4 separate regions of the Homo sapiens genome follow, and regions 2, 3 and 4 are each linked to region 1. A link is a loop called in an ENCODE intact Hi-C map of the cell type or tissue named here. Cell type or tissue: endothelial cell of umbilical vein. All regions are shown on one strand. Region 1 overlaps ATOX1 (antioxidant 1 copper chaperone). Region 2 overlaps FAT2 (FAT atypical cadherin 2). Region 3 overlaps SLC36A2 (solute carrier family 36 member 2). Region 4 holds the start of MIR6499 (microRNA 6499).

Region 1 (8,000 bases):
CCAGCATTCTTATGCAACATACAGCCTACTTCTAGGCATCCGGGGATTTAGATCCTTGGAGCCCATGATAAACAGACCAATGGGAGGTGACATCCTTATTTTTAGAGGCTTTGATTTTATTGCAAGGCCCTAGTCAGCAGTCATGAGATTTACCTAGGGACATGAAGACTTTCCTTCTCCGAAGAAGCAGATTAGAAAACTTGTCTTCTTAAACTAAGTGGCCACAGCCCTTAAAGACATGGAAATCTAAAAGAAGCTCTGATGGGCACTCCCAAGAAATTACAGACTTGGGTCTTTTAGAGACTGGCACTAATTAAAGGCGAAAGTCATGGAGAGGGCGGTGACCTGAACAACCATTCACCTCCCACATGGCACAATCTTGAGGTTCCATTTTACTTTTCTTAATCTGCCAGGGTTGAAAGAATCTAGATCTGAAATTTTTCAGACTTCAGTTTTCAAACTTCAAGTCGTATAATTGTGACTTTTTGGCCAAACAGAAAGTTTTATTTGTGGAATGTCATTATCAAGAATGAGGCACATGAAGATCTTTAATTCTCACCATGGTCAGAGTACTGTTATGACCTCCATTTTCCAGATAAGGAAACTGAGTTGCACAAAAGAATCAGGAACTTTCCCAAGGTCACACAGTTTTTAAGTGGTGAAGGAATTTAAATCCGGATCTGCTGAAGTCCAGAACGTGGCTTAGTACCACTGGGGCTGTAGGAGGAAGCCCAGTAGATAAAACTGTGAGTTGGGCCAGGCACAGTGGCTCACGTCTGTAATCCCAGCACTTCGGGAGGCCAAGGAGGGATGATCACTTGAACCCAGGAGTTCAAGGCTGCAGTGAGCCGTAATTGCACCACTGCATTCCAGCCTGGGCCAAAGAGCAAGGCCCCATCTCTAAAAAATAAAAACAAATTAAAAGATACAAATAAAATGATGAGTTAAGCTGCCTCGGTTTGGGTTTGGGTGTGTTGGTTTCGAAGAGGCCAGCTCATTGAGACTTCCCCTTGTGCCCTGTAGGGCCCTTGGAAAGCTTGATAGCACCAGAGCAGTTAAAAAAACTGGAAACAAATGTCCTTCAACAGAGGAATGAATCACACCTTCTGGTATATTCATTCAACGGAATACTTACTACTCAGTGATAAAAAGATAACATTTCAAAATAATTATGCTGAATGAAAAAGCTAGACAAAAATGGAGCATACCGTGTGATTGCATCTATATAAAACTCTAGAAAATGCAAACTAATCAATAGTGACAGTAAGCAGATCAGTGCTTACTTGGGGGCAAGGAGAGGGTGGGAGGGATTACCAAGAGGTGCCAGGAAACTTTTTAGGTGATTAATATGGTCACTATCTTGATTGTGGTGATGGTTTCATGAGTGTGTGTGTGTGTGTGTGTGTGTGTTAGATATGTATGTATCTTAATTATACACTTTATTCTTTAGGTAGGAGATAGCAAAAAAAAAGTTTACACTTTAAATATGTGCAGTTTATTGAATGAAATTACACCTCAAAAAAGCAGTTAAAAAAAAACTTCAGCTGGGTGTGGTGGCTCATGCCTGTAATCCCAATACTTTGGGAGGCTGAGGTGGGCAGATCGCTTGATCACATGAGTTTGAGACCAGCCTGGGCAACATGGTGAAACCTCGTCTCTAAATATATATATATATATAAATTAGTTGGGCATGGTGGTGTGTGCCTGTGGTCCCAGCTACTTGGGAGGCTAAGGTGGGAGGATTGCTTGAGCCCGGGAGGCGGAGATTGCAGTGAATGGAGATTGTGCCACTGCATTCCAGCCTGAGTAACAGAGACCCTGTCTCAGAAAAAGAAAAACAACAACAATAACACACACACACACACACACACACACACACACACCCCACTTCAAAATTCAAAAGATTTGCTCAAGCTCACTCAGCACGCTGATGGGGAGCCAGGCCAGGCCAGAGCTCCCCCTGTGGCTCACACCACTGTGAGGAAGGAAGCCTCCCCCACATACAGCCCCCAGGCTTCACCCTGTACTGAGGGCCAGGTGGTTTCTCTCCAGTCATGGTAATGTGGGTACTGGACAAGCCCGGGCTCTGGCCACCAGGCAAATGGGTAGGTCAACAAGGCAAAGTTGGTGGGAGCTTCACCCCATCAAGCCCAGAAACAAGGGCTGGTTACTGGGAACACCCTAGGGTAGGCTGTACTCACAACCAGGAATCTTTGACAAAAATATAAACCTGCTAGAAAGATTAGAAGAGACAATCTCTTCCTTTGTCAAATTATCTGGACCAACACCTACTGAGCATCTACCATGTGTGAGGGTCTGTCCTAGCTCACTATCTTATGCAGTCTAGGTAAGGATGGAATGAGATAAATGCAAGGGCATGACACACTAAATAGGCATCCCCCAAATAGTAGCCATTACTCATCTATCAAATATCCCCTAAGTCCTTGCTCTGTGTGCAGAGGGAACAGATACTTGGGCTGATCCTCGAGGCCAGGAAAGATACGTGGACAGAAAGCTTTGCCACAACACTGAAATTTGTGTGATAAATGCTTTGAGGGCCAAGAGGAGAAATAAATTACTTCCAGCTGTGGAGAGGTTTCATGGAGGCTGTGGTATGCAAGGGAGGGAAAGGAATTTGTATATGGAGACAAGGGAGGCTGGTGGAGGAGATCATTCCGCTTACAGGGGGCAGGCAGCATGAATAAAAGCAAGGCACCTGAGGAGCGGGCTGGCTGGCTGCAGCGAGGAGTGAGAAAGCCTGGAAGGGTGGGCTGGGGCCAAGTGCACAGGGAAGCCTCGGAGAAATACGTGGCCACGTCTGCTCCCCACCCCCACCCCTGCAGAAGCCTGAGCTCCGCTGTGTGATTCATTCATTCCGTGGACAGCCAGCTGGGCTGATGGCAGGCGTGGGAGCTTCCCTAATGCCTCTGTGGCCTTGGAAGAACAGAGCCAAGTGCCTCAGCTAGAAACTTGGATTTCAGCTGGGGGTGGTGGTATAGAGAGAACTCAAAGGAAATGAACCCCTCTGAGAAGCACTCACTCTAAGAGACACCAGTGTCTCAACTCTTGGGCGTTCCCAGTGGGCCAGCCAGACCTCCTAGGGCAACTGAAAATGGAAAAAATCCTCAAGTTTGTTCTCTCAGAGCCCAGAGAAACTTTTTTTTAGAAGAAACTGTCTTAAACGTCTCTGTGGATGGTCAAGTCCAGGAGACACTGCCATCTGGTGGTCAAGAAACACATTTACCTGGTGGGCTGGGAAGGAGTCCCTGCACCCCGGAGGGGCCACGAAGGCAGAAATGGCCCTGAGATTTGTTTAGTACTTTCATAATGGGATAGAAAGGGATGGAAATTATGCTTGCAACCAGTTTAGAGTTGAAATAAAGTGTTATTTCTGGCTACTCAGTTCCCCGAGGTGCAGCAATTATGCATTGGGCAGATGAGGAAACTGTCCATGAGATAGATGAGGTGGCTGCTTCCATGTCTGAGCTGGTCAAATGCAGAGCCAGATCTTATTCCAGTCTCCAGCAGCCCTGGGTCCCCAGTAAGTGCCCAATAAATGGCTAAAGTGGTGATTCTCAACATGTGACCCCCAAGAGCCTTTCAGAAGGCACATGAGGTTCAATTTAAAAGCTTCTGTAAGATGCCTTTTCCTCCTTAACAATTGTACGGTAAAGTTTTCTAGAGTCTAAAGGAATGCAGTGACTTCATCTAGTCCTAATGACTAATGGGATGTGTGCCTGGGTATTTTTGTTTTAAAAATTCCTGTTTTAATTTCTAATGTAGTATAACCCACATAACCAAAACTGTTTGATAATAATTTTTAAATTTTTTTTGAGACAGAGTTTCACTCTTTCACCCAGGCTGCAGTGAAGTGGTGCAATCTTGGCTCACTGCAACCTCCACCCCCCGGGTTCAAGCGATTCTCCTGCCTCAGCCTCCCGAGTACATGGGATTACAGGCATGTGCCACCACGCCCGACTAACTTTTGTATTTTTAGTAGAGACGGGGTTTCACCATGTTGGCCAGGCTGGTCCCAAACTCTTGACTTCAGGTAATCCACCTGCCTCGGCCTCCCAAAGTGCTAGGATTACAGACGTGAGCCACTGCACCCAGCCGAGATCCTCAAAAATTTTTAAGAGTATATAAGATCTACTCAGGAGGCTGAAGCAGGAGGATTACTTGATCCCGGAAGTTAGAGGTTACAGTGAGCTATGATCATGCCACTGCATTCCAACCTGACTAGTCTCAGCCTGACTTAGCCTGACTGGAATTCAAATGGCCATTTTGACAGATTTTTGACTAATGAAATATTTTAAAAATGAGTGGCAGCCAGGTGCAGTGGCTCATGCCTGTAATCCCAGAACTTTCGGAGGCTGAGGCAGGTGGATCACCTGAGGGCAGGAGTTCAAGCCCCTTTGGGAGGCCAAGGCAGGAGGATTGCTTGAGCTCAGCAGTTCAAGACCAACCTGGGCAACATAGCAAAACCCCATTTCTAGAAAAAAACTAAAAAAAAAACAAGGTTAACTGGGCATGATGACATGTGCCTGTAGTGCCAGCTACTTGGGAGGCTAAGGTGGGAGTATTGCTTGAGCCCGGGAGGTCAAAACTGCAGTGAGCCCTGATTGCGCCACTGCACTCCAGCCTGGGTGACAGAGTGAAACCCCATCTCAAAACAAACAAACAAAAAGCCAAAAATGAATCACTAATATTTTCTGAGTGATTTTTTAACCAGCAATCACTGCTGTAATTAATTTACATGTTTCATTTCATTTAATCCCCACAACCACCATTTGCAGTAGATGCTATCATCACATTTTGTCTGTGGACACTGAGAGGTTAAGTGGCCCAGCTAGGAGGTACTGGAGCTTGAACTCTATCCCAGGCAGTTTGTCTCCACAGCCTCTTCCTACTATTCCACTTGCTTAACATTTGATAATCTCTTGTGCAATTCACTTGATAGACAAATTTTTTCAAAATATAGAGTCTATGAAACTGGTGAAAAGAAAGGGGATCACTGTTCTGGGTCAATGCCTCCACTTTATAGGTGAGGAAAAAATGAGGCCCAGAGAGGGGAAGTGATTTGCTAAAGATCACACAGCAAAGAATCAGAATCTACAGGGTGTCTGACTCCCAGGTGGGAACTCTCAAAACTCCAACCCAAGTAAGCATAACCACCTACATGTGAGCAAGCAACACCAAGACCAGGCAAGACAACATCTCCAACAAAAGCAGCTTGATTTTATTGCAGGGAAGCTAGGAAGGAATAGGACAACTGAGGGTCTCCGCAGGAACACCATCACCCGGCATGACTGCCAAGTCCCAGGTCTGTCTGGAAGCCAGCGGGAGGATCAGCATCCTAGGAAAGATGGAAAGTTAGATGGAACAAAGGTGCCATCTGGTGTGGACATAGCGACATTGCAAAGGCAATAAATGCACTAAGAGACAGGGGTGACGCAGGGGTGCACTAAGAGTCTTGCACTAAAAGGCAGGGGTGAGGTGGAAAACGCAGGGTGCAGATGCAGGAGCAGGACTAGAGCCCCAGTGTCCAGCCCTGCACACTGCTCCCATGAAGTCTGTTATACTTAGGTTGGCTGGAACGCATTAACCTTGCTAAGCCAATCACTGCCAAAGCCCTCTTCTGGGGAATTTCCAGGGCTGCCAGGATACCCAGTCAACAGCACTCTCTATCCTGTTACAGGTTGGAAAGGCAATGAACAAAATCATGGCAAATAAATCTGCCAAGAGTCAGATGATCAAGGTGACTTCAAAACCAATAAACACTCTATCTTTGAGGTTCCCAAGCCTGGCTTCAAATCAGTCACTGAGGAGCCTCTTAAAACAGACTTCAAAGACATGCTGCCTGAGCATGTGGACTAAAGCTGGCTTATTGGGTGATTCTTACTGAGTACTGTGCATCTGAATTTCCAGGAGCCTTTCCAAACAATACATGGTTACTGAAATATGTACAGGTAAGATTGCATGATGTCTAGAATTTGCTTCAAAATAATCTGGGCAGGAGGGAGTGGGCATGATGTCTAGAATTTGCTTCAAAATAATCTGGGTGTTTCATCACCCAGATGAAACAATGAGGACAGTGGAGTTTCTAATCCAAGATGTGTGCATTAGGGCTCCCCCACATGGATACAGATAGCTCCAGAAGAGTTTTTTTCCTTCTCTTCCTTAATTCCTTCTTGTCACAGAGCACTTTTATCAAAAAATAACAGGCCTTGGTGAAATAAATACTAACTGTTGGATCTGAGTGACGGGTACTTGGGGATTCATTCTATTACTCTACTTACACATGTTTGAAACTTCCTATCATAAAAAATCTAAAGTAGATTAAAAGTACCATGAAAATTATTAAGTATTGGAAGGAATGATTTACAACACATGCTATGACTTGAATGAATCTTGAAAACATTATGCTACATGGAAAAAGGCAGACACAAAAAGGTCACATATAATGTAATTCTTTTTATATGACATGTCCAGGGTAGGCAAATCCAGAGTAGCAGAAAGCAAATTAGTGGCTGCCAGGGGATGGAGAGATGGGTAGTGGGGAGTGACTTCTTAATGGATACAGGGTGTGTTTCTGAGATGATGAAAAAATTTTGAAACTAGAGAGAGATGGTGGTCATACAACATTGTGAACACACCAAATGCCACTAAATGATAGACTTTAACCCATTTATGCCTAGTGTTCCATTATTGGAACGCTAAGCTTGCAGGAGTTATTTATATCCTACTGTTCAAGGTCATCACCAAGGTTTGATTTTTCACATAAAAAACTTTGCAATATTCAGCATAAATGGGTTAAAATAGTTATTATGTCTTGTGAATTTCATCTCAATAAAATAACATGAGAAAACATGTTTTCTATGAGAAAAACACATTAAGCTACACATGGTTTACATCCAACAGATATTACTTTTTTAGTTAAAAAAGTTCGTATGCCCAGGCCTGGAGTTTCTAATCCAAGATGTGTGCATTAGGGCTCCCCATGTATATAGCTAGTTCAGGAAGAGTATTTTTTTCCTTCTCTGCCTCCATTCCTTCTTGTTACAGAGCGTTTTTATAAAATACAGTCTTACGGGAAGCCCAATATGACACAGGACCGTTTGGGAGCTATGGAGGGTCCAAAGCCCCATCCACTCACCCTCCCTACAAAACCCTAGGGGTGGAGGAATGATGTAAGAAACACTGTTCTTCAACATGCTGGAAACCGCTGATGTTTTACTTCCCTAGAGGATAAACTTTCATATGTGGAGAGATTGCACAGCAGTCCCCACAAGGCAGGAAAGCAGGTTGGAGGTTTTAGCCCCATTTTACCGATGGGAAGACCAAATCTCTGTAATGTAAAAAGTCCCCAAAGTCAGTGTGAAATGAGGAAAGTTGGAATTAGAATCCTAGATTCCTCATTATTCATCCTGGGTTCATTCCTGAATATGGGTTCTATCTATGGATGGAAAGTGCATGACGAAAACAGATGCATCTGACATCTTGTAACTTGCATGTGATGTTACCACATACACAGAACACTGCTATGACTCAGGTTCCAAATGTATGCCTTTGGGAAGGAGGCTATCCTCAAAGAGGACCTACCAGTCAGTGTGGCTAGCCTCTGTCCAGGGGGTCTCTGTGGGCCCATTCACAGGGACAATGCCACCAGTAACAGTTACAGAACTCCGATTCAGGATATCTGACTTTCTTCCTGCCTCTGCTACTCACCAGGGTGGGACTCTGGTTGAATCACTTCCCCTCTCTTGGCCTCATTTTTCTCAGTCACGTCAGGGCACCAAACCACATCAGAGGTGTGGCGATCATTGTAATTCACGAGTCAAATGCACTACATGGGCAGTGGCAGCCAGGAGTGCCCTGCTGAGACTGTGGCTGGATCAATGAGTAAGGTCTGCCTGGTTCCAGAGCGAAGAGTGCTGGCACAGTGCCCCTTACTGCATCACTGGATTACATAAAAGTGAAGGGAACATCTAGCTCAAACA
Region 2 (8,000 bases), 170 kb before region 1:
GCCAAGCAGAGGAGGAGAGAATCCCTTCTAGAGGCTTCTCACAGGTCGCACAATGGAGCAAGAATATGGCAAAACCCAGCAGGGCAATAGTCATGGTGGAAAACTCCCGAAACCCTGGGCAGAAAATAAAAGACAGGGTGCAAGTTAGGGGGAAAAAATGGTTTCTACTGCTGTGATTCTTAACTGGAGGTGATTTTGACCCTCAAGGGACACTTGGCAATGTCTGAAGATACTTTTGGCTGACCCAGCTTGGGAGTGGTGGTGCTAATGGCATCTGGCAGGTAGAGGCTGGGGATACTGCTAAACAACCTACAATGCATAGGACAGTGCCTTTGTGTGAGTCAGTTCTCACACTGAGAATAAAGACATACCTGAGACTGGGTAATTTATAAAGGAATGAGGTTTAATGGACTCACCGTTCCACATGACTGGGGAGGCCCCATAATCATGGCAGAAGGCAAAGGAAAAGCAAAGTCATATCTTACTTGGCAGCAGGCAAGAGCGCGTAGGCAGGGGAACTCCCCTTTGTAAAACCATCAGATCTCATGAGACTTATTCACTATCACGAGAACAGCATGAGAAAAACACACCCCCATGATTCAATTACCTCCCACTGGATCCCTCCCATGATACAGGGGGATTATGGGAGCCACAATTCAAGATGAGATTTGGGTGGGAACACAGCCAAACCATATCAGCCCTGCAACAGAATTATCCAGCCCCAATGTCAATAGTGCCATGGTTGAGAAACCCCGTGGCTGAAGAATAGCAGACTAGTTCAAAATGCTCTCTCAAAGACACTCAGCAGCTAGAACACAGTCCTGAACTCTTACTCTTTTTTCCCAAAAACTTTCTGTGACTCCTTGGGCGATGGTGAGATAGTCCCAACTCTTAGCCAGGAACCAAGTTTAGCTATCTGGTTCTAAACTACTATTCTCTCTCCTTCCTACAAGGCCTTTCCACTGGGGCTGAGCTCTAGCCAAACTGAGCTGTTTCCGCACATGCAGAGGCTGCAGGAAAGCAAAGTGACCAAGATCCCAGGCGTGGCATCAGGCTGCCTGGCTGTCAGCCCTGCCTCTGTCATTTGCTAGGTAGGTGACTTTTAGAGCAAGTTATTTAACCTCATGAGCCTTCATTTCACCTTCTGTAGAATAAGGATAAGAAAATCATCAATCTCTTAGGATTGTTGTGAAAATTCAGTGAAATAATAAAGGTAAATGACTTATCAGAGTGCCTAGTTTATTGTCAGTTCTAATTTAATGTCAGCCATTATTGATAATAGGAAACTAAGGTTCATAAAAGGAAGGGAGCTGCCCAGGGCCTTATAGCTAGTGGGAGCTCCTTGCACAGACCAGGGTTGCCTCCTTGCCCCAGTCCTATTTATACCTGTTTCACCACATGTCCCTTATAGACAGGGCATGACTCTGACTCATCATGTAACCTGGAACATGAAAACTCCCAGGCTCCTGGAATGTCTGAGTTGAAATGGACATTAGAGATGATGGGCTTCTGTCCCTGCTTTTCATCATAGATGAGTATAGATGGGGAAATAGAGCCCCAGAGTCGAGATCAGTCAAGCTCCAAGTCACACAGTGTGTGGCCGGGTAAGAACTAGTCCCTGGGAGTTAGTTCTTGTTGAACTGATCATGAATAAATGCTTCGCCTCTCTTAGACCCTTGCTGTTTCCCACAGAGCCCATCCCCGAACTCCAGCCTGGGTGAAAATGTGAGACTCACCAGGGCCAAGGATGGGGCAAGGGGCAGGAGGAGCGGGGCAGGGTTTGGCAGGGCCATGTGTAGGTCTGGTGCACCAGGCTGATGCCTGGCTTGCCCCTGGGAGCCTTGATTCCTAGGAGCTTCATGGCTGCCAGCCAGATGCGCTGGAGCATTCTTGGATGAAACTGGCCAGACCTGATTTTCCAGTTGCCTTGCTCTTCAAAGCCAAGGAAGAGTTAAACTTCCAAGGCAAAGGGGGAAGGAGAGGCTTGGAGCCCCGTCTTGCCAGAGTCCTGTGTGAACTGGGCACAGGGTTCCCCAAGATCATGCTGACAGCATTCCGAGATAAGAGGCAGGAATAGAAAAGTCTGCCTAAATCGGGGTCTGAAGGCCTGTGACAGAAAATAATTTCAATATGTCCCACCCTTCGAGCTTCCCTACCACCCGCCTCCCAACTCCTGAGATTCTGTTGGTGGTGCCCTAAGCTTAGGCACCTCAGAAAAGAGAGGGCAGGAAGGTGGCAGATTCTTCATTCGAGGTCTGAAAGTTAGTGGCAGAAAGAGCTGCTGTACGTTTCCCGCCCTGCCTGCCCACTACTGTCCTTCCATGCTTAGAGCTGCAGCCCATAGTGGGGCCAGCCCCAGGCAAAAGCCACACTCACCCTACCCCTGACCCAGCCCCCACAAGCAGAAGGGGACGCCTGAGTCATTCAGCCCCCAACCCATGCAGGATGGCATTGCTTTTGAAGTTGAAACCCCAAGGGAAAGTGAGTCCTCACCCCAGTCCCAGGTCCACTGGCTCCACAGCTCTGTGAGCCCAGGGTGCACGCAGCCTCCCAGCCCTGCCTGCCCTGCTGTGTGGAGAGCTTCCTGTTCACCAGGTCAGCACCCGTGTTGGGCAGGCCCCAGCAAGATACTCTGCTCGATGGCTGCACCGGTGCCTTGCAATGCAGGCGCCGTTAAGATGAGCTGTAGGGAAGGGGAAGGGGAGGGATCTCCCTGGAGGAGGATAAAATGCAGAGAGAATGCACCCTTGGATGGTGGCTTGGTGCCCATGACCTGCCCAGGCTGTAGGACCTGCACACCTGGGGAGTAGTTTGCTGAGGGAGGGAACAGTGTCTGCACAGCTGTTTCCTGGCCCCAGGTTTAGATGAGTGAACAAGCTTGCAGGGCGCAGAAGCATGTTAGGCTCCTTGTACTACCTTCCTAGTTCACAACACCCAGGGACCACTATTTTAAAACATCTTGTGTAAACGTACATCAATTCATATGACTTCCCTGCTTAACACTTTCCAGTGGCTTCCCATAGCACTTAGATTAAAATAGAAACTCCTTGCCCTGGCCTAGAAGGCTCTGCACCTCCTGGGCCCATGCTACTTCTCCAGTTCACAAGCTGCAGCCACACAAAACCCAGACCTGCCTCGGGGCCTTTGCACTTACTGCTTCCCTTAAGATTCTCACATGAATAATTCCTTCTTGTCATTCAGTTTTCAGCTTAAATGTCACCTCCTGAGCTCCTGTTTGGAGTAGACTTCCTGTCAATTCCCCTCTTTATCACTTTGCCCTATTTTCTTCATGACATATATCACTACCCAATATTTTCTTGTTTATTTGTTTAATGACTGTCTTCTTGGACTCCATGAAGAGAGGAGCTCTGTGTATCTTATTCACAGATGAATTCCCTAGTGCCTAGAACAGTGCCTGGTATAGAACCAGGCTCAATCAATACTAGTTGAGAAATGGAAGAATCTAGACTTAGGAAACACAATGACAGAATGAACGCTGAAAGAGCCTTTCATGATCATTCCTTCCTTTTGGAAGCTGGAAAATAAAGTCCCAAAGAAAGAAAGAGACTTGCCCAAAGTCACAGGGTGAGAATTAGAGCCAGGTTCTTTCCTCCTGACTGTGCTTCTGGAAAGAGCTGTGGTCACTTATGAATCTGACTGTTTGATTTCAAATCACAGCTCTACCACTTGCTACCTGTTCAACCTTAGAAAGTTACTCAATATTCCTGAACCTCAGCTTTTTCATCTGTGAGAGAGGGCTCTTAAGAGTACTGCATTCATATTCATAGGGTTTTATGGAGACTACATAAGATCGTGCACGTTAATGTACTCAGCACAGTGCCTGGTATGTAGACAAAACTCAAGACATATTCGTTATTAGATTTTAATGCCAAGGCAGAATCAAAGCCTGGGCTGGGTTGAGGGTGGGGTCCGCTGAAGCCTCTGGAGAAGGTCCAGCCTGTGCCCCAACACAGCAGGAAGCCACTGGTCTCTGGTCGAGTCTAAGCTTGCTGGCCTAGCCACAGACTGTTCCGGGAAGCTGCGAGCAGGCACTTGTCTGGGGTGGGGCCTCATGCTCCTTGGCTCCTCAGGCCCAGAAAGAGACCTGCATCTGAGTGAATGTGCACATTTACAAGAGGGCACACATGCATACTCAGTAGTCAATTTTTTGAATAATTGTGTGGGTACATTAGTTCTGTGTCTACCTGGCCATGAATGGACCCTTTTAGGATATATGTATGAACCAACTCTGCCTCCATGTAACTCCCAGCCCCATTTCAAAGATGTGGAAGGCAGGAGAAGGTGGCTAACAACACACAGGCTCTGGCTGTGTGACCTTGGGCAAATGGCTTGCCTTCTCTGATCCTTAGTTTCCCTACTTCTGCAGGTCGTTTCAAGAATGAAAGTTAGTTAATGCACATAAGTGCCGAGCACAATACGTGATATAGTTTTCAACAAATATTACCTAGTAATACAACTGTTTAGTACCTGGCTTATACTATTAACTGTTGAGTTTGTGGATAATAAAAACTTTCAGGCCAGGCGCAGTGGCTCATGCCTGTGATCTCAGGACTTTGGGAGGCCAAGCGGGGCAGATCACAAGGTCGGGAGATGAAGACCATCCTGGCCAACATGGTGAAACTCCGTCTCTACTAAAAATACAAAAATTAGCTGGGCGCAGTGGCATGTGCCTATAATCCTAGCTACTCGGGAGGCTGAGGCAGGAGAATCGCTTGAACCAGGGAGTTGGAGGTTGCAGTGAGCCGAGATCGCGCCACTGCACTCCAGCCTGGCAACAGAGCAGGACTCCATCTCAAAATAAAACAAAACAAAAAAGACTTTCAGACAAATTATTCCGTCATCCCTGATCTATGCTTGTGCAGGCTAATTTTCTGCAACTTAGTGCTGTAGGGCTTTATAGAGGCTGTGATTCAGTTCACCCTGTGTTTCAGCTCTCTACTCCAGCTTCTCAGGATCTTGATTCCGACATTCAGAAACCTGATAGTTGTAACATTCATGTCTTTGTCCAACTCATTGATAAAAGTTTGAACGTGGAGGGCTCCTCATCACTGGGGGAATCCAAGCAGAATCTGGGTGGCCACCTGAGGAGCATATTCTACTGTAGGAGGATATTTGTCCTTGGGGGAGATAAGAAGCATTCTGAAGTCCCTTCCAACTCATACGGGCATGGTTCTTTGGCCTGTGCATGCCTATGGTCTCTATCAGACCCTAAACGAGCCCCCCAATGGCAGCGAAGGGATTTCCTCTCTGTGGATCAGGGTTATACACCTGCCAATGCTTGTTTGAGAGTCAGTGTAATAAGCTGATCCCTGACCTGGGTTCTGGGAGGCTGAGACCTAAAGTCACTCATTCTCTGTCTGTTCTTGGTCAAGTAAGTCACCTAAGCCCCGTGGACCTTTTTTCTCATCTGTAAATAATGTGTGTGCATATAGAGGGAAGGACTGTAATGGATGGGTGATTCCAAACCCCTCTAATTGTCCCACCCCTCTGCCCCAGGTGTTCAGTGCTAAGACTGGCTCTTGTGGCTCTCAAGAAAGAATCCTAAACATATTCTGTTTATGAAAAACCTTAAAGAGGTGAGATAAATAAATTAAGAGGGACTGTGCTTTGAACCAGAATAAAAATTGTAAATGAAAGAATGGTGACATTCTAGGTATCTGCTAGTCAAGTCTTAGCCACTGAAATAATTTCTCTTCTTAGTAGTAGGGAGTGATTGATGGTTTTTGAGAAGAAGCAGAACCAGGACAGGGCTACATCATTGGGATGAGTAATCTAACATTAGACCAAAAAAGGGATTTTCGCATTCAAGTCTCCCACTCTGGTGTGGATAGGGCTTGAACACCAGCTCTATTGGTTTAAGACAACTGGAATTCACTGAGGGTAGAGAGACTTAATCTACTTCCAAGAAACTTGGATGAACATGTGAGTCATTTGTTAGTTTGTAGGCAGCCACTGTCAGATTCTCATATAACAAAACAACTGGATGTGGCCAGGAGAGGAGCCAGTGGCTTGAGCCATTGATGGGTCCTGTGACTTGAGAATGCCACACAATCTCTCCTGGGCCTCAACTTGCCTGTCTGTAAAATGGAGATAATAATAGCTACTCCTACCTACTTCCCAGGACTGCAGGGAAAACAGATAATTTGACAGGTGAAAGCACAGGGAGGAAAGATGCAGAGTAACACCTTATTAGAACCAATAATGGCTCAGTAAATGGCAGTCTGAAGTGTCAGCTGGCAGAGAGGCCATCTTAGGGGATTTGACTGTAAAAGTCAGGCCTGTCCTAGTCTGGAGTTAGAAATGACTAAAAAGGAAATCCTTATCTAGGACATGGATGAAAGAGAGCTGGGACATGAGGTCCCATTATTTATTAGTATTCTTTTTATTATTGATGACAAAAATTATTCTGTCTTACATCTGTATGATAATCTATACATTTTCAAATAAGCATTTGCATGTGTTATCTCACTTGGTCTTTGGGTAGAGTATGCAGTACTGGACAGAATTAAAAGTTAAGAAAGCGGGCTCTGGAATCAGACAGACCTAGTTTCAAATGCCAGCTCTCAGTTTATCAACTGTGTGGCCATGGGTAGTTATTTAACCTTGCTGATTTCAGCCAAAGGGAGAAGATAATGGTACTCACCTCCTGGAGTTGTTGAGAAGGCTGAATGAGGTAAAGTACGGCAAATACCTAGCACTGGAACACACTCAGTACCAGTTAGTGATGTACCATCATCATCTGTCCTATGACATTCATTACTCTGAATCTGTAACTGTGAAATTGAGGCTTGGATAATTTGAAGACTGTGCCCAGGTTCACTCGTCTAGTAGGTGATGGATGCAAGCACCAGCACAGAATAAGGATCCATATTCTAGGAAGAGAGACATCCCAGAGGCCTGGAGTAGCTGGAGTTCACTCTAGAGCTGCGCTTTCCAGCAGAACTTTCTGCAGTGATGAAGTGTTCTGTCTCTGTGCTGTCCAGGGTGGGAGCCATGAGCCATGCATGGCTGGCTATTGAGCACTTGAAATGCGGCTAGTACAATTGAGGAGTTGAGTTTTTCATTTTATCTTATTTTAATTCATTTAAATTTTAAAAGACACATGTGACTTGTGTCTACCACATCGGACAGCCCAGCTCTAAAGAGCACGGCATAGGAACCACAGGATTCATGAGATTCAGAGAAGAATGCTGGGTCCACTCATCTGTAAGGCAGAGTGGGCACACCCAGGACCCAGGACTACACATACTATTAAAGCAGAATGAAAAGGGAGAATCTCTTAAGAAAAATTGAGATCTTAATATGTGGGCTAGAAAGATATGGAAGGGAAAAAGCTAAAATTCACGTATACTTAGCAGTATGGTATAGGAACAAGGGGGTATTTTTAAAATGGTTAGCTTTTGGAATGAATATGTCCTCAAATTATGTCTTAGAGAAGGAAGGGAATGATCTGAGGGAGCAAACTGGGATATATTATCTGGAACAGTGGCCTCAACTATTCGTGCATATTAGAATTACCAGGAGAACATTTAAAAACAGCTTTTCACTCACCCCTAGTTTAAATCAATTAAGTTATACTATAGGTTTTTGGGTTTTTAAACATCTTTTCAGGAATGAGGACTACTGTAGAAAGTTACTATGGTCAATAAATTATTGAGAATTTCCTTTTAAATTTGAAAATTGAATCAATAATAAATGTTTTAGTTTATTTTAAATACGAAAGAAAGAAAAACTTTTAGGTTGAAGAGTTTGGATATATATAATAACACAGGTATGTCTCACTTAACGATGGGAATACATTCTGAGAAATGTGTCATTATTTGAACCAGAATGAAAACTGTAAGTGAAAGAATGGTGACATTCTAGGTACCTGCTAGTCAAGTCTTAGCCACTGAAATAATTTCTCTCCTTAGTAGTAGGGAGTCATTCATGGTTTTTGAGAAGTTTGCACAAGTTTGTTATTGTGCAAACATCATGGA
Region 3 (8,000 bases), 430 kb before region 1:
CACCCTTCAAGGCAGTGGGCTACCCTCTGGCCCAGGACAGGTCCAGAAATGCCATCCAAGAGCCAAGTCCTGGAATTGGGGACCCCAAGAGCCTACTTGGTGCTCTACCCCTGTGGCTGAGCTGGTAACTAAAGTCAGCAGGTCTCAGAGTCTCACCCAAGGCCCTTGATGTAGTATCTGGGTATCACTGGTGTTTATTCAGGGCCCAAGGGCTCTTCAGTGAGCAGGTGATGAATGCTGCCAGGACTGGGTCCTTTCCTTCAAGACAGTGGGTTCCCTTCTGGCCCAGGGTATGTCTAGAAATGCCCAGAAGCTAAGGTCTGGAAAGGCAGCATCATGACTCTGACCCATGCCCTATTCTTCTGTGGCTGAGTTGGTATCTAAGATGTAAGATAAAGTCCTCCCCACTATTCCTTCTCCTCACCTCAAGCAAAAGGAAGGGGTCTATTCTGGAGCCACAAGCTGTGCTTCTTGGGGTTAGGAAAGGGGTGATGCCAAGCACTCCCTTAGTCACCCCAACTGGTGTCTCAGTATGTCTCCTGCTCCCCCAGTCCACTGTCTCTGGGTCCAATTCAGTACTAGGAGTCTCCTAGGAGTTGTAGTCCTTGTGGCCTAGACTGCCTTTCAAGTTTATTTAAAGCCCCAGAGCACTTTAGCCCATGGTGGTGAGGCCTGTGGGAACTAGAGTTCTGATCTCTGGGATCAGTGATTCCCCTCTGGCTAGGGCTGGTTTAAATGCTCCCTCTGTGGGCGGGTGTCAGCTGAGTTTGGTCTGGTTTTCCTTTCTGCTATAACAAGGGCAGCACCTAGTCAATGCATCACAATTACTGGGTTCTCCCTTCCCCAGAGCCCAGAGATACTCTGGGCACCATGGGCCCCTGCTGGGGGTGGGGGAGGGGTGGCGCTGCGCAGTTGATTCAAGACTGTTTTTTCTTTTACCTCTTTAGTGCCTCTTTCAGCCATACGAAGTTAAAACCAGGTACTGTGAGTGCCCACGTTTTTTGGTTCTTATGAAGGTGTACATAATTGTTAAATTGGTGTCCTTGCAGCAGGGGTTGGGGGACAGGACAGATCAGTGGAGCTTTCTACCATCTTGCTCTACCTCCTCCCTATTTTACATTTTGATAACCACCATTCAGTGGCCTCCCTTGGGCCCTACAATGCAGTGAGGAGCTTTGATGCACAAATGTTTGCATCCTGGATCCATCCTTCACTACGTGTTTGATCTTTAACAAGTTATTTAATGTCTCTGAGTCTGTTTCCTTATCTGAAAATGGAGACAATGACAGTGTAAACATCACAGGTCATTGTAAGGATTAAATGAGATGATCTCATGTAAAATCCTTAGTAAGCACTCAATGAAGGAAAGGAGGAAGGGTTTTCTATGTTCCTTGACTCACTAGCAAGTTCCAGAAGTTAAATAAATAGTAAGTTAAATGGGGGGAAGAAAGTCGTGTGTATGCATATGTGTGTACTAAAAAAATCAGTTCCAAACCACTTAAGAAATTTTAATATCACCACCACTCAGACATAAAGCTAACATGTAGTAGTCTTTAGTGTTGCCAATGATTACTAATGAGTCTCCCTAGCTTAGTTTTGTTGGTTATATCAATGTTGCTAAATTTAGTTTTTCTTTCCAAGGTTTAACTTCAGCCAGATTTGTCTGAGTAATAAAATTAACCCTATCCTCTTACACAGTAGGGGCTTATCTTTAGAGAATGAGTGTAAACTTTTCTTAATAACAGAGAAGATAACTTTAAACTTCAAGGATGGGTGCGGTGATTGATAGTGGAGCAGGGTGGGAGAGAAATGTTTCCAGAGAGGATGATCACATTGCCAACACTCAGGATGGATCATTGGAAGTCCTTTGGGTTTGCTGATGAAACAGAGAGCTCAGGGTGGAAATGACAACCCATTCTCTGGCAAAGTGGACTGTGGACCCCTGCACGAGCTATGAGTGTCCTGTTGCCCAACAGGGACTCTGTAGGCTATGGGATCTGGGTGTGGACCACCAGCCTTTCCTCCATCTGAGTGGACTTGTGCTGGTGAAGTATCTTCTGGAAGTCCAGCAGATAGAAAGTAACATACAGAAAGAGCAGACCGGGACGTGGGAATTGGGGGGCACAGGGAAGACGAAGGATGAAAATAAGCAGGACAGGGCTTTTTCAAATGTTCTCTTAACACCGAGGCTGAAACAGGCATAGCTCATTCCCGTAAACCACGGAGAGTTTGATGAGAAACTCTCCTCTCCCCACCTTTTGGGACTATAGATCTTCAACATCTATTTATTTATCTAGGTGCGTTTTCTCAATTTTAGTAATTCTGAGGGGAGGGGAGAGAGCAGTCACCACCAGAAGGATGGAGGTGATGTCTCAGGTTGGCTTGCCTCTGGCTGCCAGCCAAGATCAGACACAAGCATAGGTGCTGTAATGTCCAGGCAGCAGGACAGAATGGAAGAAGGTTCAGGCTCAGTCGTAGAAGATTCAGGTTCTACTCAAAGCCCAGCTCAAATGATACCACCTGTGGAAAGTCTTCTTTGGTGCTCTAGAGCAGGTAGTGTCCTTTGCCCTTAGATGGACATTAGATGGTATTTACTTAGTTGATTACCTGTTAACTCTTCCCCAATGGACAGCAGACTGGCTGCTTGAGAGCAGGGATTCTTTTCTCATTAATCAGTGTATCCTCTTTAGAATGATTTATCAGTTATCTTTTGCTGCATAAAACTTCCCACTCTTTATGTATTAAAATTACAAACATCTTTATTATTTATCACAGTTCTGTGGATTATCTGTACAATTCTTATGGTCTGTGTCAGCCTGACTGGGGTTGGATATAGTCTAGGATGGCTTTACTCGTGTCTGGAAGTTGGTAGGCTGGTTGATCTGCGGACAGGGCTCAACTGGGATGATTCATTTATGTTCCACATGGTCTCTGATCCTCCGGTAGGCTAGCCCAGGATGCTTTACTTGGTGGTCTCAACTCCATAGAGCAGCAAGTGATGTAAGTCCTGATGCATAGGTTATTACCAAACCTCTGACTGCATCACATTTACTAATGTCCCATTGGCCAAAGCAAGTTACAAGGCCAAGATCAAATTTAAAGGGGAGAGGCTGGGCGTGGTGGCTCACACTTGTAATCTCAGCACTTTGGGAGGCCGAGGCAAGTGGATCACCTGAGGTCAGGAGTTTGAGACCAGCCTGGCCAACATGGTAAAACCCCATCTCTACGAAAAACAAAAATTAGCCAGGCATAGTGGCAGGCACTTGTAATCCTAGCTACTTGGGAGGCTGAGGCAGAAGAATCGCTTGAACCCAGGAGGTGGAGGTTGCAGTGAGCCGAGATTGTGCCATTGCACTCCAGCCTGGGCAACAGAGCGAGACTTCATCTCAAAAAAACAAAACACAAAACAAAACCGACAAACAAGCAAAAAAATTTAAGGGATACAGATACAGACTTCATCTTTTCATAGGAGCAGGTGCAAAGTCACATTATCACGAGGAATTTATGGTCATTTTTGCAATATTCTACAAAATCTTGTTTGGCACACAGTAGGTAATCAAGAATGCATGTTGCAAGAATTAAGAGGTAAAGTCTATTCAAATAATATTCATGTTCACTCCTCATCCCTCCCCATTGGCACATCTACTTCCATGCCTCCTATTCATTGTTGGGATCTTTGAGTTGGGAGAAAATGTTATCTAATCGTTTGAAATGTTTGTTGCCCCTCATTTAATATGCATGGCTCCTTTCTATCTGAGAGTTTTCACACTGGTCATCTTGGCCCTACCCATCTCAACACTGGAGCCGTGCACAACTTTCTGGCTTGTGGATTATGTGCCCACCCTTAATGTTTGCTTTTTGAACAGACCCAGAAAAGGGAAAACCGGTTGTCTGCCAAAGTGTGGACAGTCTTAGCTGGCTGCATCTCCTTTGGCCAGTTGCTGCCACTTGGGGCCCTCTGGTGGCTGCTTCTTGCATAGCTCCACGCTAGGTATGAAATTCATTGTGTGAATTATCATAAGCTTGGATAGAGTCCAGAGCCTTCCAAGGGAAAGCTCACAATGTAGTGGAATGCCAGAGGTATGAAAAGAAGAAGTAATAAACAAAACAAAAATGTAAAAAATTACCATTTAGAGCTTGTAGCTTTCTTGTTTCACCATGACTTGGCCCAGAGAAAAGGCAAAGCAGTGACATAAAGATAATGCATATAAAAGAGATCTGGCCAGGCGAGGTGGCTCACGCCTGTGATCCCAGCATTTTGGGAGGCCGGGGTGGGTGGATCACCTGAGGTCGGGAGTTCAAGACCAGCCTGACCAACATGGAGAAACCCCGTCTCTACTAAAAATACAAAATTAGCCAGGCGTGCTGGACTATGCCTCTAATCCCAACTACTCGGGAGGCTGAGGCAGGAGAATCGCTTGAACCCAGGAGGCCGAAGTTGTGGTGAGCTGAGATCGCATCATTGTACTCCAGTCTGGGCAACAAGACAGAAACTCCGTCTCAAAAAAAAAAAAAAAAAAAAAAAGAGATCCATATAATTAAAAGTCGGGTGCTGGTAGGCAAGGAGCAGTGCCAGGCTCACCGAACAAAAGTGGTGGAGTTGGAAAAGGGGTGAGAGTCTTCTGACTTGAGCAGCTCGTCCAGGGCCTGGTAGGTCCCCACCACAAAGCCCACGAAGCCCAGGATGCTGATCAGGGCGTCCTTGAAGATGGTGAGGGGGCTCATGCCCTCTGAGTAGAACGTGGTGACCTCCAGGAGCGGTGGGATGATGAGGGCCAGGGCGGTGCCACTCACGGAGCCCACCAGGGAGATGACCAGGTCCAGGCGGGGGATGAGGATGGCCAGGAGGCCTGCAGGGAGAGGATAGTGGAGAGATGGAGCATTCCAGGCTTAGCCAAGCTTTGAAAGTTTGTTCTTAAAGTCCTCTTCTTGGCCAGGCACAGTGGCTCACACTTGTAATCCCAGCACTTTGGGAGGCCTAGATGGGTGGATCACTGAAGGTTGGGAGTTCAAGACCAGCCTGTCCAACATAGTGAAATCCCATCTCTACTAAAAATACAAAAATCAGCCGGGTGTGGTAGTGGGTGCCTATAATCTCAGCTACTCAGGAGGCTGAGGCAGGAGAATCACTTGAACCTGGGAGGTGGAGGTTGCAGTGAGCCAAGATCACGCCACTGCACTCCAGCCTGGGTGACAAAGTGAGGTCCTATCTCATTAAAAAAAAAAAAAAAATCCTCTTCTTAAAAAATGAACTAATTGTTTCTCAGAAATTCAATTACAGAAAGAAAAGTTAAAAGTCCTCCAATATCCCTAATCATATTCCCTAGAAGTTACATATTAAAAATTCAGCCAGGCATAGTGGCACATTTCTGTAGCCCCAGCTATTCGGGAGGCTGAGGCAGGAGGATCCAGGAGTTCAAGGACACCCTGGGTAACATAGTGAGACCCCATCTCAAAACAACAATAACAAAATTTGGTGAGTCTCTGTCTAATTGTATTCATTCATATTGTTCATTCATATTGTTGGGAGGAAATGTATTCATTCAAAAACTTTTCCCCTACCAACTTAGGGTCAGTGGTTGGGTGCTTGTGAATTCAACTGACAATAGGTAAGATTAACAAGAGAAAAGACAAAGTGTATATATAAGCTCCAGAGCCTTGAGAAGAATTGGCTTCCAGAACAGCCAAAGATACCCCCTTAATAAGGGGAAAAGGAGGGAGGAGAAAGGGCTTTTATGGAAGAACAAATGGAAGATATGACAGTTTCAGATAAAATTTGTTAAACAGTTAGTAATTCCCATGATAATGCTAAGTCTCTTTTCTGGCTCTAAACTTCCCAGAGAAGGGATTTATGGCAGCTATATTTGTCAGGAGGTCCCGCTTACATCAGCAAAAGAAGATTAGACAAAGTTTCTTTCTGCAGCTTCTTTTTGTTCAGGCATTTTTAGCTTAAAATAATCTTTATGCTACCGAGGTGCATTTTGGATCCTTACATATCCAACAAAACTTAAGCTCTTACTTAATAAATAACACTAAATAACAGTGCTGGGAACCATTCAAGCTGTTTGGAATATATCAATGTACAAACTGTCAATGTTTGTACTATCAAAATTTGTATCAATGTACAAATTTTTTAGAAGTCTTCTAAAATGCCTAGCATTTTAATAAATAAAAAATAATATAAATAATATAAATAAATAATACAAATTTATTATTTATTTTATATATAAATAAAATATATTTTATATATTTTATCTATAATAAAAATAAATAATAAATAAAAATATAATAATTATTTATAAATATTTATTTATAAAATATATTTTTATATATAATAAATATTTTATATATATAAAAATATAATAAATATAAATAATATAAATAAATAAATTATTTTTTAAAATGCCTAGAATTTTAATAAATAATTAACATGAGTATAAGAACCTTTTACTTGCAAACAATTAGAATATGAAATTATTTATAATACAAAGAGATCTTCAGTTGGAAGAAAATCCGGGAGGTGTCTTTAAAGAAGTGTCTTCTCCAGGTTTTATACACATGTCAGAAAACCCCTAACAAAGAAACACGAAAAGCTAAAAATTTTGAAATTATATTTTTTTAGCAGGACGTTTTACAGACCTGGGCTTTTACATTTTTTATTATATTTGATGAAAAATGTTCCTGGTCACCAATAAATCCCAGGAGCCTTGAGCAGGCCTCCTTTGGAGGAGTGTGGTAGAACAGAACAGGTCTGGAAGGCAGGAGTCTGGTTCATTCTTGTATGGCCTTGCCCAAGTCCCACCCCTTCCTCAGCTTGTTTCCTCAGCTGCAAAATGGAGATGAAGGCTACTATCCTTTTAGGTATTGTGATTCATTCTGCATAGGACATAAAAGTCTTCAATGAGATTTTTCATGTAAAGCATTCAGAAAAGTTATCTTTGCTATTACTCCAAGTTATTTACTCATACATGCTAATTGACAATGCATGAAGAAGTGTAGTGTAGGCTTAAGGGATTGTTATCTTTATACTGTGGGGCAAATTCCTTGATCTGTCTGGAATATGTAAGATACTGGATAGTTCCTGCATTCAAGGTCAAATTGAGAACTAATCACTTCAAAAAAAGAAAATCAGTGTCGAATGAATGCTGTGGGCTGGCCTAGAAAAGTGAAAATCAACAGCCACTTCAGCCAGTCTCAGGGGATCCAGCAGCTGCTGCAGGCCAAGATGCAGCCACTGAGAAGGTGTCCAAGTGTGAGCAAAAACATAGAGGCTGAAGCAGGCCAAGGAAGCAGCTGAGGCTTCAACTGCTGAACTGAAACTGAACAGCACTGCCTGCAGAGGGAGAAAGAGTTCAAGACCAAGGAAGCTGCAGCCCTGGAATCTCACAGCAGCCTTGGCACTGAAGTGGCACAGGAGGGTCAGAAGAAGAGGACCAGCCTCCAGAACTACTTCCAGCAGAATGGGGGTGAAGGCTTGGCTAGTCTCTTGGCTTTTGTCTGTGACACCTGGACAGAAATCCATGAAAACTGCTGCATAAATGAAGAAGAGTGGGAGAAAGAAGCGCCTGTACCACAGATTGGCATTTTAGATGCCCTCGAGGAATATGCAGCTTGAGATATATTCTTATGAAAAGGCATTAAATGATTTCTGTATATTATATAGCAGGTCCCTTCACATCTCAGAGAATATAAAATCTAGCTTCTTTGTACAGACTTAGAACTTATCTATAGATTTTCTTTTTACATCGTATTTCGTAGAAATTTAATGGGTATATGTCATGTTTTCCCATGCCTATTAGCTGAAGTAACATATGTATCAGTGTATCAATGTTGACTTTTTCTTTCTTTTTTCTAGTAAAAAAAAGTTCTTTGAAGAAGAAAGAGATTAATATTTTTTTTTTCCCTGTAGTGCTTTCTTGAATGTCAGGATTCTAACCATGAAAAAGTAGTAAATGGTTATTTGTAATCTGTGTGAAGCAGCAGCCACCCTTAAATTAGTC
Region 4 (8,000 bases), 220 kb before region 1:
AATTCCATTGTAGTAGGTACTTATTGGATGGGATATTGAAGATGATCTAGATCAGAAATTCCCACCCCGGCTGGATATCAGGATCAGCTGGAGAATCTTTATGACACAGAATCCTAAGTTCTCTCGGAGAATCTGATTCAGTAGTTCTGGGTGGCACGTGGAAATATGTATTTTAAAAATCTTACCATCATGGGTGTAACAACTGGAAGGGGGGCCCAAGGGAGGCTTCTGAGATGGTGGTCATATTCTTTCCTTGATCTGGGCGTTGGCTACACAGATATATTTGCTTTATAAAAATTATTTGAGGTGTGTACTTATGATACATGAATTGGTTTCCTGTATGTTTTATATTTCACTAAAATGTTAAAAAATAAAAAACCTCTTTTCAACTGATTCTGGTGATCCATGAGTTTATCTAGTATTTCTTCAATGCAAGCCCTTGCACCTGCTGCTTCAGAATTAAATGCCAATTCTAGGACTCACTCAGAACCTTCTAAATTAAAACCTCTGGAGGTGACACCCAGGAGCATGTCTCTTTAAAATCACGCTCTCCAGTAGACTTTGCAAAATCTTGAATTTTAGAACCCCTGCTGTCTGATGCCAGGTGGCTGAGAGAGACCCTTCAGCCTTCTTGGCTTTCCCTGAAGCAGGCCCTGGGGCAAGAAACACAGAGAAGGAAATCCTCTCCCCAACAGAGAGAAGCCCACCCAGCCTAAATCGAGTGGTCCCTGGACAAAGTCCACAAATCTTCTGAGAAATGATATCCCGAATGCCAGGCAGCTGGACCCATAAAGGGCAGGTCAGGCCAGGCCAGGCAGGAGCGCTGGTGAGCTGAAGGTCATGTCACTTTCCTTTAGCCAAGGCTCCTGAGCTGCTCCCTTGGCCTTAATGCCAGGGATGCTGGGTGAGTCTTGGAGTGCCTGAGGAGCTTAGTGAAGAGTTCAGGCTTTAGAGTGGGACACACAGATATTTGAATAACGAGGCCTTCATTGGAAGCTGTACAATTTCAGGCAAACTAAATCTCATATCTCAGTTCCAACTGCAGATGGGGCTAATGACCCTGCTTGGTAGGGCTGTGGTGCCGATTAGTTTAGGTGACATCTACACAGAGTGTGGCGTACAGCAGGCTCCCTATAGCAACTGCTACCACGGGAATGACAGTCACCGTTGATCTGGGGCTTATTGTGGGCCAGCCATGGGTTAAGTGCTTTTATAACTCTTACGTAATTTCCCCCCCGAACCCAACTCCAGGAGGCAGATGTATTTATTTTGACTATTTTATAGATGGGAAACTAAAAAGCTCAGAGGGTTTTAACAATACACCCAAAGTTACACAGCTAGTGACTGATGGAGCTAGGGTTTGAACCTGAGCTGTCTGAGTCTAAGCCTTGAGCTTATAACCACCAGACTATGGTAATAATAGTAGCAGTATTAGTAACTCACATGTATTGACCACTTTCTATATGTCAGGCACTGTTCTAAGCAAGCACTTGATACATAGTACTGATGTAATTCCTACAGCAGCCCAGCTCAAAGGCACAGAGAGGTTAATTTTCCTAAAGTCGCCTGGTTAGTAAGGGGTAGAGCTGGGATTTTAACCCATGAAGACTGAAGCCACAGCCTATGCTCTTAGCCATGATGTTAAACCACATATTGTAGTCTTACTGTTATTTTCTAAATCTCGAAAGGGAGCTGAGAATTGGGTATTATTCCATAACTAGATTTTGTGAGGCCACTAGCCGTCTTATGGTGATTGGTGGCCTTTGGGCTTATTAAAACTTCCCTGAACTCTCCCACAGAGCCTCAGTGGAATCTCCATGCTTAGAGTCAGGCGGGCTGAGCCCAGCAGTGCTGCTCGTCCCTAGGGAAGATGTAGTACTTACCATTGCAGGAGCAGCTCCTCTGCAGGTGGTGCCGCGGGGTTAGGATGCTGAGCCTGGCGGTGCTGTACGTGGGCCCAACCTTGGGGTCCAGATGCACTGTGTTATGGCAGATTTGACCCTGGCAGGTTGGCCCCTGGCAGGGCACCATGGGCATAGCTGACCGCATCTGAACCCCCACTGAATGCTCCATCTCCTTGGCTGAGTGAGTGATGATGGATGCTAGCTCCTGAAACTCGTAGAAGGTTCCAGAATGCCCCTCAAAGACCAGGAGCACATCCACACCAGCCACGGCCTCTGCAGGCTGGAGGCTGGCCAAGTGAATGTTAGCCCGTTTGATGTCCAGCTTATGGCTGAGGAACCTCTGCAGGTTCCGCCAGTGGTCACTCACCAGCTCCTCGGGGGTGAGCTGGTAGAAGCCCATCCACATGGCCTGCTGCAGAGCCTCCTGCCCCACATGCCACACGTACACATGGACCCCAGCAGTCGTGGTGAAGGTCCCATCGCTGACCGTGACGTTGAACGAGTAGTGGCCACGAGGCAGGCCCTGGGCGGCGATAATCTTGCCATCAGGCGCACCCACTGAGAAGTGCCTGCCCAGGGTCTCCTCTTCTGCCAGGCTATAGGTCAGCGTGTCCTGGGGGTCTCGGTCTGTGGCATGGATCTTACCCACCATGCCACCCTGGAACTCATCCTCTCCAACAGTGATGAAGATCTCCAGTGGGAGAGCAGAAGGTGCATAGTGGCTCTGCTCTGTGACATGGACACGGACAGACGTCAAAGACGAGAGGGGAGGGATGCCACTGTCTGACGCCTGTGGGCAAAACAAACACTGCTGTCACCCAACAGAACTGCAGTGCTCTTGCGCCCGACTGAGGCTGGGCCTCCTTGTGGAGCTACGTTTCTCTGCCCCACGCCCAACTTGAGGGCTGGCTCAGCGCATTGTTGCATTTAGAAAAAAAAAACCTAACTCCAAAAGCACTGACAGAAAAGAAAGATTTTCTGAAGGTTTTGTAGAGATTGAAGGAGGGAGTTACATCCTATACCATGCAGTAAAACAATGCAGTTTCCTCATGTGACATCTCTCTGAGCCTCTTCCTAAATCTCTCCAGCCATAGACTTGGGCTAACTTCCTCATGAAGTTTCTCATTCTGTCCCTGTCCTCAAGGGCGCCCTCAGATGTCTCAGCAATTCTGATGCACCATGCACCCTGCTCAGCCTACGAAAATTCCCCTTGGGATTCCCTTTTGCTATGCGATTGGAGTGGGAGTCGGGATTTGTCCTTCTAGTCAGTCAACGAAGTCTTCTGCTGTGGCCAGGAGAAAAGAGACAATAAATAAGTTACCAAATAACTTGGATAAAATGCTGGGAAGGAAATAAACAGAGACCTAACTTTGATCAGGTAGAAGAGAAGGAGTCTCTGTGGAGTGACATTTGAGTCCTGAGGGATGAGAAGAAGAGGCGACAGACAGAGGGAGCAGCAAGTGTAAGGTCCTGGGGTAGGAATGAAGGCGGTGTGTTCAACAGCACAGACGGGGTCACTGGTGCTGGAGCAAGTGGGCAGGGAAGCAGGCCTGACCTCACTGATGGGCTGGCACGCGCAGGGTTGCAGTTAATGTCAGAACTGTGAAAAGCCGTGAGGGTGACAGGACCTCACTTAAGTAGGGAAAAGAATGTAAATCATAAACGCATTTTCCTTTCATGTTTCACCACACATCCCTGCAACTTCCTGCCTGACTTAGAAAGGACAGGCTTGCCTTCTTCTCCTCAGTGATGTTATCACTTCCTCAGCTGTCAACGAGGGTCTCCACAATTTTCCCTGTAGTAATATCTTGTTCACCTGCACTCCAACACTTTTAATGTACAAGAAAGTTGATAAGATTACACCTACTGCTGGAAGTCATGCATAACACCGAAGAGATATTAATAGCAACAATAATAATTAACACTACTGTTAATTATAATGTATAGCTAACATTAGTTACAACAATACTACTACTACCGATTATATATAATACATAGCTAACATTAACTGAGTACAATGCTAGTCATTATCATAGATAAACTATGATAATGCTGTAAATACATTATCCTAGTTTATCCTTCTTATGAGATAGGTACTATCAAGTCACCCATCCTACAAAAAATATAACTGAGGCTCAAAGAGGTGAAGTAACTTGCCCAAGGTCATACAGCAGCAGATAAGGCCTGAGCAGAATCTGAATACCTATCTGTGTCTATAGCCTGTGTTTTTCTTTGCTGGCCTATGGTGCCTCCCAGTGCATGGAAGTGGAAGTACGGGACCAATGCAATTGATGGTGATGATGCCAGTCATTACTAAGCTCCTGTCTAGGCAGGACGTGTGCCTGGGTCTGAGAATACAGAGGTCAGGAAGCCATTCTCTCTCATCTCTCCCTAGGCAATCACATCCATGCTCTTGGCTTTGAGGGCCATCTACCAATCCTCTGAGCTGCCAACTCCAATTCCCAGCTACCCACTGGACACCTCTGCTTGGATGTCTCACAAACAACTGGGAAATAATGTGCAAAACAGAGCTTCGGTTTAGCCCATAAACCTGTCCTGCCTTCCCGTCTGGGCCTTTCCAGTCTCATAAATGCACTACCACCGAAGTCTTCATGGGAGCCAACAATTTAGAAATCACCCCTGAATCGTCTCTGTTCTTTCTAACTGCACATCCACTCCACCAACTCCTATCAATTTACATACAAAATATGTCCGAAATCTCTCCGCTTCCTGCATCTTCTCCATCACTCCGTGGTCTCAGCCCCACTATCTCCAGCTTGGATGACTTCTCACTGGTCTCCCTCACCCACTCTATAGAGCTTGAAAAATGAGCTTCCTGAGACACAAAGAGGATCCCTTTTCCGTCTGAAACCCTCCAACCACCTCTCATTGTACTTAGATTAGAATCTAAAAGTGTTACCAAGGCTTATACTTAGAAGATTGGATGCCCTGGTTTGTCAAGGACAGTCTTGATTTTTACCTGTTGTAAATCAGCTACTACCAAGTATTATTTTTAGTGCCTGTTTTGGACTCTATGTTTGTGTCCCCTCAAAATTCATATGTTAAAATCTAATCCCCAGTGTAACAGTATTTGGAGGTGGAGCCCTTGTGAATGGGATTAGGGCCCTTATGAGAAGGGCCATGTGATACAATGAGAAGCCGACAGTCTGCCATTCAGAAGAGGGCACTCACCAGAACCTGGCCATGCTGGCACCCCGATCTGGGACTTCCAGCCTCCAGAACTGTGGGAAATACATTTCTGTCCTTTAAGCCACCCAGCCTATGGTGTTCTGTTGTAGCAGCCCAAATGGACTAAGTCAGTGCTTCTCTCACTCTCAAAGATCACAGTTTGGACCTCAGATAATACAGTCATCCAAGCCACAAGGCCCACATGATCTACCCAGCCTATCTCCTCAGCCTCATTCCCACCCCTGCTCATGATGTTCTCAGTACCTCAGCCATACCTCAAGCCACTTCAGGCTCTTTCCCAACTCATGTTGCTCTTCCTGCCTGGAAGACTCTCCTGCCCACTTTTCACATGGTTGGCAGCTTGGCTCTCTGCTCAGATGTCACCTCCTGGGGGCAGCCTCCCTCTGAATGTGTGTCCCCCTGTCTTATGAGTCTCTCATCACTTTACTTCCTTATCATCATTTGTAAAGATGTTATTTCTTTCTTTATCTGTTTATTGTTTATCTCCATGATTACAATGGAAAGCCCCTGGAGACAGGAATCATTCCCTCCTTACCCTCTGCTATGTTCCTAGCAGCTTGCAAATGGCCTCGCATGTAGTAGATGCTCAATAAATACTTGTCGAGAGATGGACTGACTGACTGAAAGAATGAATACATCATTCCCAGCCCATAAGTTTACAGAATAGTAGGGTCCACTGGACTTGAGATTTAGGAAAGAGATTTGGAGAAATAAAGTGAGGGAGAGATATCAGACCACCATCTTGGCCACTGTTCTTTAGCAATTCCTATGAAACCCATAACACCACCACCAGAATCCCCTACACACATGTGCATACAATATCTCACTTGAGCCCCAAGCCAGTTCTCTGAGGTAGGTTGTTTTAGCTCCTGAGGTTCAGAGAGCTGTTCTGGCTAAGCTCTAGGAGCTACAGCCAGAGGGTGTTTTGCCCAGGCACAGAGCAGGGATTAAGAATTTGGAGTCTGGGGTCAGAGTGCTTGGGTTTGAAGCAACCCACCTTTGCCACTTATTACCAGTATTACTTTAAGCCAGTCACTTAAATCCCCTGTGTTCCTCAGTTTCCTCATCTGTAAAGCGGGGTGGTAACTATACCTGCCCTGAGTGTTATGAGGCTTTAGTCCTGAGAAGGACCTAGCCCAGTGCCTGATGCATCCTAAGTGCTTTGTACATTTTTTCCCTAATGACAGAAGCACTGGTGGGGCTTTTGCCAGCATCTTTACTGTCCCCATGGTCACCACCAGAAGCCTAGCACAGCTCTCACCTGGATCTGAAGCTGATACCATTCCTGAGCCCTCCTGCTTAGGCCCTCAGCAGTCACCAGCCATCCATCCGGGGTCACTCGGAAGGCAGAGCCGTTGTTCCCCTTGGTGATTCGAAACGAGTAGGGGGGGCCATTCTCTGGAGAATCTGGGTCACTCAGGATCAGCTGCAGGACTTTGCTGCCAATGGGGGAGTTCTCCTGAGACCGAGAGTGACAAAGAAGGCAAAGAGCAGAATGAGTCCCGGTCCTTCCTTTCGCACGTGTCTGGGTATGTCATCTGGAATGAGTCCTCAGCACTCTGACTGCTTGTAGATGGTGCCTGGACATCAAGCTGCTGCTCATTCATTCTGCCTGCCTTTGAGGTAGTTGTTGACTTTGCTGTCTAGACCAGGAGCTCCCCAAGGGCAATGTTGGGTCTTAGAAACACAGCCCATTGGGGCAGGAAGGATCCTTAGAGAACAAAGGTTAAACCCTTTATTCTGTAGAGAGATGACTTGCTCAAGATCACACACTGCTGAATCATGTATTTAAATTAGTTATTACCTGGATTACATAAGGGAATGTTGCGATTTGCAAAGCCAATTGAACACTTATAAATGATTTCTTCCTTAGAGGACCTGCATGCAATATGTATCTGATAAGCACACTTAAAGATGACTAGGAATTTAATAAGAAAAACCAGATTCCCTGAGTATCATTTTAGCCTTTGTTGTATAACATGGGCATTTAGTATACTATAACACAATGGTTGCTAACTATTTAGCATCACAAACAGAATCTAATGGGCAGAAACTGATCGTTGCCTATCCAACAGACATTCTCTGTTCCTTTCTTATAAAATCCTGCTTTGGTTCAGATGTGGACTGGCGATATTCTCAGAAAAGATATTTTTAGTCAGGTAACTTATTATTTGCAGCCAAAGCATCCTAACCCATACCCATAATATATAAAACAGGTAAAAGTGGAACAGCCCTAGGTAATGCATAGTAGGACCCAGAACTCTGCCTTTTTATTCACTCCCTCACCTCCCTTCACCACTTACAGCCCTGAAAATTACTCATAGAATCCCAAGGCCCTCTCCAAATCCTATTTGCAAACCATTAGTAGGGAATAGCTTGGGTTCTGGAAACAAACAAAAAAATCCCTGGGGTTCAATCCCAAGTTTGCCACATTCCAGGTATGGCATGTTTTCATACCTCAATCTTCTAAATCTGTAAAATGGGTACTACCTACTTCATATGGCTGTTATGAGTCTCAAATGAGGTAATGGATATGAAAGTGCCTAACACAGTGCCTGATTCCCTTCAATTCTATAATGCCCTCCAGCAGTCTGTGTTGCCTTTGGGGACATCAGTGGCAAAGTCACAGTCATTGTTCATGTGGACTAATGCCACTGAGGGGCATCTTCTGCTAGAAGGGAAATGAAGGGAGGAAGGGCTCAGGGTGCCTTGGAGGCTCAAGCTTACCTGGACAGTGGTGCTGTAGTTGAGCTGGAAGAATCTCGGTGGGTTATCATTGACATCAGCCACTTGGATAGCGATGTCTGTGTCCTCATGCAGTGGAGGCTGCCCACTGTCTGTGGCTCGGAGCTTCAGGGAATAACTAGAGGCCTATTGCAAAATGTC

Evidence for each region. A loop is a pair of places that touch in the nucleus more often than their neighbours do. Peaks named below come from ENCODE experiments on the same cell type or tissue, not always from the same donor. Only the 100,000 strongest peaks of a DNase experiment are listed, where the experiment ranks them.
Region 2: a loop joins it to region 1, with 2.8 times the contacts of the local background. A loop is called at or near these places in 2 of 110 quality-filtered maps.
Region 3: it touches region 1 in a loop (6-fold over the local background); 6 of 110 quality-filtered maps call a loop at or near these places.
Region 4: a loop joins it to region 1, with 4 times the contacts of the local background. A loop is called at or near these places in 24 of 110 quality-filtered maps.

The regions. Positions count from the first base shown.
Region 1 is chr5:151,737,604-151,745,603 of GRCh38, forward strand. ATOX1 (antioxidant 1 copper chaperone) reads right to left here. Exons shown (of 4, transcript NM_004045.4): 4 at 5,219-5,356. Among named protein-coding and RNA genes, the nearest start is that of ATOX1-AS1, 11 kb to the right of the region's middle. RefSeq lists silencers at 2,545-2,839, 3,005-3,299, 3,065-3,359 and enhancers at 3,098-3,641, 3,099-3,148, 7,245-8,000. In endothelial cell of umbilical vein, CTCF peaks have their summits at 3,237 (motif pointing left) and 5,406 (motif pointing left); DNase peaks (open chromatin) are centred at 3,048, 3,138, 5,368, 7,878 and 1 weaker place; H3K27ac peaks cover 4,718 bases.
Region 2 is chr5:151,568,838-151,576,837 of GRCh38, forward strand. FAT2 (FAT atypical cadherin 2) reads right to left here. Exons shown (of 24, transcript NM_001447.3): 2 at 1-114. The coding sequence starts at 94. Among named protein-coding and RNA genes, the nearest start is that of FAT2, 18 kb to the right of the region's middle. RefSeq lists enhancers at 546-635, 2,532-3,044. In endothelial cell of umbilical vein, no CTCF peak of the experiment used is centred here; no DNase peak of the experiment used is centred here.
Region 3 is chr5:151,312,239-151,320,238 of GRCh38, forward strand. It overlaps SLC36A2 (solute carrier family 36 member 2), which reads right to left. Exons shown (of 10, transcript NM_181776.3): 10 at 2,734-4,850. The coding sequence ends at 4,579. It also overlaps the pseudogene ATP6V1G1P5. Among named protein-coding and RNA genes, the nearest start is that of SLC36A3, 12 kb to the left of the region's middle. In endothelial cell of umbilical vein, a CTCF peak has its summit at 3,956 (motif pointing left); a DNase peak (open chromatin) is centred at 3,973.
Region 4 is chr5:151,519,393-151,527,392 of GRCh38, forward strand. It overlaps FAT2 (FAT atypical cadherin 2), which reads right to left. Exons shown (of 24, transcript NM_001447.3): 17 at 7,842-7,985; 18 at 6,376-6,573; 19 at 1,884-2,694. MIR6499 (microRNA 6499) reads right to left here and starts at 2,756; the gene lies at 2,695-2,756. It also overlaps a transcript of SLC36A1 not described here. RefSeq lists enhancers at 737-906, 2,592-2,761. In endothelial cell of umbilical vein, a CTCF peak has its summit at 4,174; a DNase peak (open chromatin) is centred at 4,149.